Regions from separate parts of the Homo sapiens genome. Here region 2 is linked to region 1. Evidence: read pairs that join two places in POLR2A ChIA-PET (ENCODE). Cell type or tissue: Caco-2. All regions are shown on one strand.

Region 1 (4,000 bases):
GGGGGAACAATCCACTTTCCGCAATGGATGAGTTAATAATCTCAGTATGTGGGTACATGAGGCTGAGGGAGGAAGGGAAGGTCAGGGTGGGCATACATTTGGCAGTCACCAACATGTGGCTGGTATTACAGCCTTGGGAGAGAGGATATAGACAGAAGCAGGCTGGGCACGCCAACATTTAGAGGAGTACATCACAGTCACCTGAGGATCAATTAGAATGACTATGCCTGACGGTGGGGCCTGGGGAGGATATATAGTCAGGCCTCTGTATCCACCACGGATCAAAAATATTCAGGGGGAAAAAAACAATATAAAATAACAATACAAAATTTTAGGCTGGACATGGTGGCTCACTCCTATAATCCTAGCACTTTGTGAGGCTGAGGTGGGAGGAATGCTTGAGCCAAGGAGTTTGAGACCAGCCTGGGCAACATGGTGAAAACCCTGTCTCTACAAAAAAATATGAAAGTTAGCGAGGCATGGTGGCATGTGCCTGTAGTCCCAACTACTGGGGGGCTGAGGTGGGAGGATGGCTTGAGTCTGGGAGGTTGAGAATGCAGTGAGCCAAGATGGCACCAAGGCACTCACTCCATCCCGGGTGACAGGAGAAGACTGACTCAAAAAAAAAAAATACACCAAACAAAAAAAAAAAAACAAAAAACATAGCATTTACAAGTAATACAAGTAATCTAGACTTAGAGTATATGGAAAGATGTGTACAGGTTAAATGCAAATACTATGCCATTTCATATCAGGGACTTGAGCATCCATGGATTTTGGTATCTGCAGGGGACTGGTTCCAGGGCTGGTTTTTTCCTTTTTCTTTTTTTGAGGCAGAGTCTCGCTCTGTTGCCCAGGCTGGAGTGCAGTGGCACGATCTTGGCTCACTGCAACGTCCACCTCCTAGGCTCAAGCAATCCTACCACCTCAGCCTCCTGAGTAGCTGGGACTACAAGGTGCATACCATCACACCCAGCTTTTTTTTTTTTTTTTTTTAATTTTTTGTAGAGATGGGGTTTCATCATGTTGCCCAGGCTGGTCTCGAACTTCTGGGCTCATATGATCTGCCTGCCTTGGCCTCCTAAAGTGATGGGATTACAGGCGTGAGCCACCACGCCTGGCCAAGGATTGTATTTTTTTTTTAAATTTTATTTATTTTTATTTGTTTGTTGTTCATTTTTGAGATGGAGTCTCACTCTGTCACCCAGGCTGGAGTGCAGTGGCACAATCTCGGCTCACTGCAACCTCTGCCTCCCGGGTTCAAGAGATTCTCCTGTCTCAGCCTCCCAAGTTAGCTGGGATTACAGGTGCACGCCACCATGCCTGGCTAATTTTTGTATTTTTAGTAGAGATGGAGTTTCGCCATGTTAGCCAGGCTGGTCTCAAACTCCTGATCTCAGGTGATCCACCCACCTCAGCCTACCAAAGTGCTGGGATTACAGGCATGAGCCACAGCGCCTGGCAGACTATATTTTTTAAAGCTCTAGGTGCATCAGGGTTGACAGCCACTGATTTGGAAGCTCAGAGGAAGAGGAAAAAGAAAGAACTGGTGAAAGAGGCTGGAAAGACTGTCCAGAGAGACAAAAGGGAACTCTGGGGGCAAGTGAGGCACTGGGAGCCAAGCCAGGAGAGTGACCAGAAGGGAGCGACCACTGTGTCGGCCCTGCTCAAGGGTCAAACAGGATGAGGGGAGACAGGAGCCTCCAGGTACAGTGGTGGAGGTAGAGGGATTCCAGTTAAACTCCATGCCAGATACTCCGGGTCCTCATGCCTTATCTTGAGCAAATTCCCACTCTCCTGGGATGAGCCCTGCATGAGTAAAAAACATGAGGTTCGTTGCCCCATAAAACCAACCGTATAAACGCTTGCTATGTCTGTGACCGTGTGGACACAAGTGAATGAGCAAAGGTGAAAATGGGGGTATAATAATATTACTGTAGGTTCTACTTTATGGACACAACTCTAGAGTGGTGAGGAGACCTGCACACAATTCCTGGCCCCACATACCCTGGCTGTGCAAGGCTTAGCAAGTCAATGCACCCCGCACCTCAGGGGCCCCATGTGAACAATGATGGTTGGACTAGATTAAAGGTCTTTGTTGTTGTTGTTTACTTTTAAGTTCAATTTTTAAAAGTTAAAATGGCAAGGGGAGCTGGTTTAATATGCAGGTTCCCAGACCCCCCTCCCTCCTCCCACATAAGCAAAGTAAGCAACTCAGGGTAGGATGGCACCGAAGGCCTCAAGAGCTGCCTGCATTGGTCCAACCCAGTGCAAAGTCCTTGGGTTAGGTCACGGAAAAAAATAAATAGTCCAGGAGATGTTTTTATCTCCTTAGTCAGAAAACCTGAGCTGAAATGCAAACAAGTCCTCAAAGGATCAGAGGTAAATACCAGTCACTCAGTAAATACTGTTGGCTAATTCCTTAATATTACTTTACAGTAAAAGCAAACGATGGAACAATATTTTGAAACTCTTATTTGCTTCATAACCTTCTCTTCTTAGGAAAAAGCTGCTCCAGGTAAACTCAGGGAGGGTGGTCTGCAGATCATATGCAGGTGAGATATGGATTTTTTTTTTTTTCCCTCAATCAATGCTCCTTAACCAAAAAGTTACATAGAACAGCCCCTGGAAGAAGGGACCAAAAAGAGTTGCATAGCCACCTAAAGACCAATGCAGCAGCTTTCATGTCTGCTGTCTGCTGCGTGTTATGTGACTACAAAAGTCTATAGCACACACTGTCATTTCCACCAGGGATTAGGGAAGTGTGACCTACAAGCCACAGGATGGAGGTGAAAATCACAGGGAAAAAAGAAACCTCATCTTCAAATTAAGCTGTATCAAGCTAAGTGTCACTTGGGACAATGCCCTGAGCCATGAAAAAAAATGAATTTTGAATATGTTAGACATATATTTTATTTATTTATAAATAAATAAGCTACTGACAGATTTTGAAACTAAGGTTTTGATGGGGTTTTTGCTTTTTTTGTATTTCACCAGATGAATTTCATTCTTAAACAAGAAGTTTTCTTGTCCCCTTTGTAGCTAATCTGAGATACTGGGTAAGAGATGGAGTCAGACCAGACAAACTAGGTCTGACTCACCTTGCTAGGTATGTGACTTTTCCCTAACTTCCCTGAGCCTCGCCATCCTCATGTGCAGAATGCAAGAGTATTAAATTCAGGCCACTCTGAGGATTACCCAGCACACTGCAAGTACCGTACGTTGACTATGCTTTCTCCCAAATGTCCCATCGTTGTGGGTATATTTGTTTTGTGGGTCATTTTAATTTTCTGTGTTTCTCAGACTCAGGAGTTACAAGTCCACCTGACTGGGAGAAGCACTAAAACTTCTCTGAAAAGGTCATTGTACCACCTGGCAAAGGTGGATGCCCAAAGCTTTCTCGCCTCTTCTTAGGAAGTCAAGTGAGGGCCAAATTTAAAAGGTAAAGCCGCGTTTCTCCACTCAGGGGGAGGATGTGCAGGAAGGGGCTGTGTCTGCTCTGATCTGCATAGCAATGTGTAGCTGGCCCTCTTCTCTAGGATTTCTCACGTAGGGGAGCGTATCAGAACCCCAGCGCTCCTTATCCCCATGCCCGCCCACAACCGAGAACCTCTGCCCTAATCGATGCAGGCTACCTTGTCTTCTCACACGCCTCAAAACTGATACAACATACTGGTGAGTCACAGCATCTCCAGGGTTACACACGTGTAAACAAACACACGAAACCCAAAAAGGATACCATGCACACAGCAGGACTCTGAACCTGTGCCTTCTGGTGACGCTCTGCCAGTTTGGCAAGGCTCACAGACCCTTTCCTCAGGAGAAAGCTTTGAAGACGTAAAATACAAAGGACTGAAAAGGAAAACAATTCCATCTAAAACTTGAAAAACTCTGGGATATTAACAACGACAAAAAAAGGCTGTGATATCTGATAAGTGCTTCTTTATTAAAGAATAAAAGAAATAAAAGATCTAAATAAATAAGACAGAATTCCAGTGTA
Region 2 (4,000 bases), 80 kb before region 1:
CCCACACAAATGCCTAAAATACAGAGTACTGACAGAAAAAGATGATAACTAGTTCTGATAAAGTATACTTTCTATATAAATTAAAACATAAAACATATCACTGAAATAAAGTAAAACTATAATCTAAAACTTTTTAAACAATCCATTTTAATCATCTAAATTATTTACAATACAATAACATGGATTCATCCTTTTTAAGACATGGGATTGTAAAAATCAACAAGTGAATGATGCTTCAAATAATACATTTAAATACATTAATCAAATTTTTTCAGTGCTTAAAACTTTTTCTCCATGGGACAGCAGGCTCTGGACAAAAGTGCCTAGCATACAAGTTTTCCCAATTTCCTTCTATCATACCAGCTGCACATAAAAAGGTTCATCACCTCCTGTCTCCAAAGTGTCTCCCTACTGAGTGTTCCCAGGCAGACAATAGTTCCTGGGATAGTGCTGTTTGGTAACAGAAAAGCCCAAGCGTAGAGGACGGATTAAAAGGCAGGGACCAGACCACCATGGATACAAATCCCAAGACAGAGGATGCCCCATGCCTTCCCCATGAAGCTTATCTGTCTGCCTGTGTCTCCATGATTGCAGGCATAGAGCTACTTGGGACCTCCAGGATGATTTACTTAGCGATATGCTTTTTACATTCTAAGAATCAAAATGGTCCTGTAATTCCCAATAGAGAAAATAGAGCCAATTCATTGTTCTCCCCTCTCCCCTCTGAAGCCAGTTTTTAAAGATGAGCCTTACCCAGAAAATAAGCCCCAAAGAACTCTCATCTAAATGATCAGACCCTTCCTAAATTACCTTTGGCAACCTAGGTAATTCTTTTTTATTACACACCTCCAACCTGACCCTTTCTACAGTTTCAACTATAAATGTTCATGCCCCTCGTCAAATAACGTTGCTAGGATGAATTTGCCACAGGTTTGAGTACAGAGAGAACAAGCAAGAAAAATGTCAGTGTTTATTTTAAGGAGAGTGGCCAGGATGTCAGTCCTCATAATTGGTCCCTTCTCTCTCTCTATCCTCCAAGGTAAGTTCTTTGTTGACTTGATAAGCTTTAGTCCTTCTGTACAACTTCTAGAAGATGCACTTAATGGTGCTTCTTTGCACTTCCAGAACTCACCTTCTATTCTACCTGTAAGGCTGTAGGGGAGCATCCCAATCAACATAAGGCCTACCCCTTTAGCCACGAAAATCAGCCAGGCATCATGTTTCTGCACCACCACCTGCCTTCCTGACGGACACTGGTGCTGATGACAAAAATGGGACAGTACCGCAGCTGGTTTCTCTTTTTCGAGTGTGTAGATAACAAATAAAAAACATTTTCATTCCCTCACAAGCTTAATCTAGTAATATAACTGCCTAAAAAAAATCAAACCATAAATAAACCTATGTGCTAAACAAATCACATGACTTGATGACTTCTCTAAAATTAATGTCAAGGAAAAAAGGAAAAGTTGATCCCAAGTAAAATCCCTTGACCACAGCTGTCTGAAATTAGCCAGGGGAATGGGAGACACCACCAAGAACCTCAGCTCTTTCCTGCCCTGTATTTCAAGGGGAGTGTTGTGGCCTTCACAAATGAAAATTATGAATCACAAAGATAAACGTCCTCACTTCTAACCTGGTGAATCCTCAGGAATGTCATGAGGATGACAACACAGGGTTAATTCATTTTTTCTCAGTCTCCCCCCTGACTCCACAAAAGCTTTGCCTTCCCAACACAAGGGGCTGGGAGGTCCAGTCTAGACAGAGCATGCTGTTGGGGTAAACAGTAACCATGTGATCCCATGATTCCCAGAGCTCTGAGCACAAAGCTTTTCATCCCAGTGGCAACTGGAATGTGGGTAATTCTGTAAACTCATGGCCACACCTTTAATGCTTGGGGACAGTGGGTGGAGTCAGCCAGAGCTCTTTTCCAACTTCATCTAGGGTCTTCTCTCTGGAAAAGCTTAGTGACGTTCTCCGAAGGTTTATTTGGTTAAGGAGTATTGCTAAAACACTTTTTAAAAATCCACTTTGAACACATGTGTAAGCTGAAAAGAAAATGACATATATACCTCCATTGAAGCTGGGAAAGTGAAAAGGCTGATGAAATGTCTGAAATCCTGAGCCTTTCCTGGTTCTATTTTAATACAGCGTACAGGTAACAGATGATCTCATTTACCTTCTGAATGACCCAGCACTCAATTTCCCTAAAACTGCTCAGCTCCACTTGGAAATCACCAGGGGACTTGAGAATCTTCCCCTTAGACTCAGGGAGACACCCAGACCAGGAAGAAGGGCACTGATGTTTTCAGGGACCCAAAAGCCCACTTTTTTTTTTTTTTTTTTTTTTAGCAGCCTTTCCTGCTCCCACTTTAAAGATCCCTGATGGGCCATGCACCTCCAAGATGGGCAGGGGAGCTACACCCATTGTTACAAATAGGAGGCATCAGACTCTGTATTTAAAAACAGAACTGTGCAATGAGAATGCTTTAATCATCACCCACACAGACGAGCGGAAGCTACAGACAGAGAACCACTACGGATGGTGCCTGGAACAGAGGTGAGAATGGCCCAAAACTCTGCCTCCGGGAAAGGTGCCAAGTTTACAGGACTTATCGTGGTGCCCTCACCAGACCCCTCCTCCTCCTCCTCCTCCTCCTCCTCCTCCGTGGCCGCTGGCGGCTCCTGCATCTCCTCTGGGGAAGCCTGAGGCCGGCTCGGGTAACTTCTGCTGCCTGAGACAGTCACACGTGCTTGGGACCTCTCACCTGAGGTCTCTGGGTGCTGAACTGGAGTGGAGGTAGCTAGGCGTGGGAGAGAAATGTGGTCACCTGTGTCATCTTCTTCAAAGTCGTTAAGGCAGTACACTTCGTCCAGGTCAACATCCAGCGTCCGGAAGCCCTTGGTGACCACACCGGGCCGGGGGTCCAGGATGCCCCCAAGGTGAGGTTGGGCCAACTGCTGCCAGTGGTGAAGTGTGGCGGAACCTTGCAGGAGAAAGGGAAGGGAAGAAGGGGGACAAGGAGAAGAGAGGGTTAGGATGGAAGTCCAAGACAATGGCTGTTTACCACCCTCAAAGTGCTTAGCGTGAACCCCAGCAGGGTCTGGGCCTCCAGGTGGACTGCAGCGGGAACTTCAGTGGAGCCGCCTTAGCCCTTCCTGCCATGAAACAGAAGCCAAACCCTACCATGCTCAGAAGGAATAGCAAGTTAAGAAATCAACCATTTTTTTTTTAAAGTAAAATCCACACCATAGTATGTGCAAAAGAGGTTTGGGGCAAGGTCTTTATTTTAATCAACTGATGTCAACCCCAGAACTCAACATCTTCTCATTTTACAAAATGGAAGGGGGAAAATGGCAAGATAAGCACAAAAGCGGGGCCACATGTACGTATTCTATGCCAAATACACACTCCTGGGAACACGGAAGACATAAGCTCAGGCAGAATAAGATCATGTCAAACCAAGCCCACGACCAACAGCAAGAGAAAAGCAAAAAGAAATGAAAGCAGTACACAGAGATGTGTGGCAGATGTGGCCATCACCTCCTTTACTTAGGTTTTCTGTATTTTGCCAGCAACTTTGAGAGGCTGCCGGGTTAGGGAGAAGGAATTGGGTTAAAGAGGTGTGATTTAAGAACATAGTAAGTCCACACAGAGGTCTAAAGCAGGGGAGCCCATCTTCTCGATGACACCAAACCCCAGGACTCACATGACATCATGCAAGGTCTGTAATAACACTGGAGTGTGTCCCTGAAGACCTCAAGGTGTCACAAGTGTTCTACAAAGAGAAGTGTTCCTAGGCCAAGCATGCTCAGGAAACTTGAGTTAAGTGTTTTTACTGAGGGGCATCACAGAACCTTTAGTATGCTACGGTGTTCTTGCCAACTTACTTGACAGAGCAACCCATTTTACCCTTGGAACACTTATTAACACCTCACATGACACCATGCTAGTGCATGGCCCGTGAGGCTGGCAGGGCTAGCCCCATTCTACAGATTAAGA

Evidence for each region. Peaks named below come from ENCODE experiments on the same cell type or tissue, not always from the same donor. Only the 100,000 strongest peaks of a DNase experiment are listed, where the experiment ranks them.
Region 2: POLR2A ChIA-PET joins it to region 1 with 5 read pairs; 3 of 35 experiments call an interaction of 5 or more read pairs at or near these places.

Annotation. Positions count from the first base shown.
Region 1 is chr3:42,128,899-42,132,898 of GRCh38, reverse strand. The region is part of intron 2 of TRAK1 (trafficking kinesin protein 1); the gene reads right to left. Among named protein-coding and RNA genes, the nearest start is that of TRAK1, 40 kb to the right of the region's middle. In Caco-2, no CTCF peak of the experiment used is centred here; DNase peaks (open chromatin) are centred at 1,908, 2,228, 2,698 and 3,128.
Region 2 is chr3:42,208,751-42,212,750 of GRCh38, reverse strand. TRAK1 (trafficking kinesin protein 1) reads right to left here. Exons shown (of 16, transcript NM_001042646.3): 14 at 2,766-2,984. Among named protein-coding and RNA genes, the nearest start is that of CCK, 55 kb to the left of the region's middle. In Caco-2, no CTCF peak of the experiment used is centred here; a DNase peak (open chromatin) is centred at 1,853.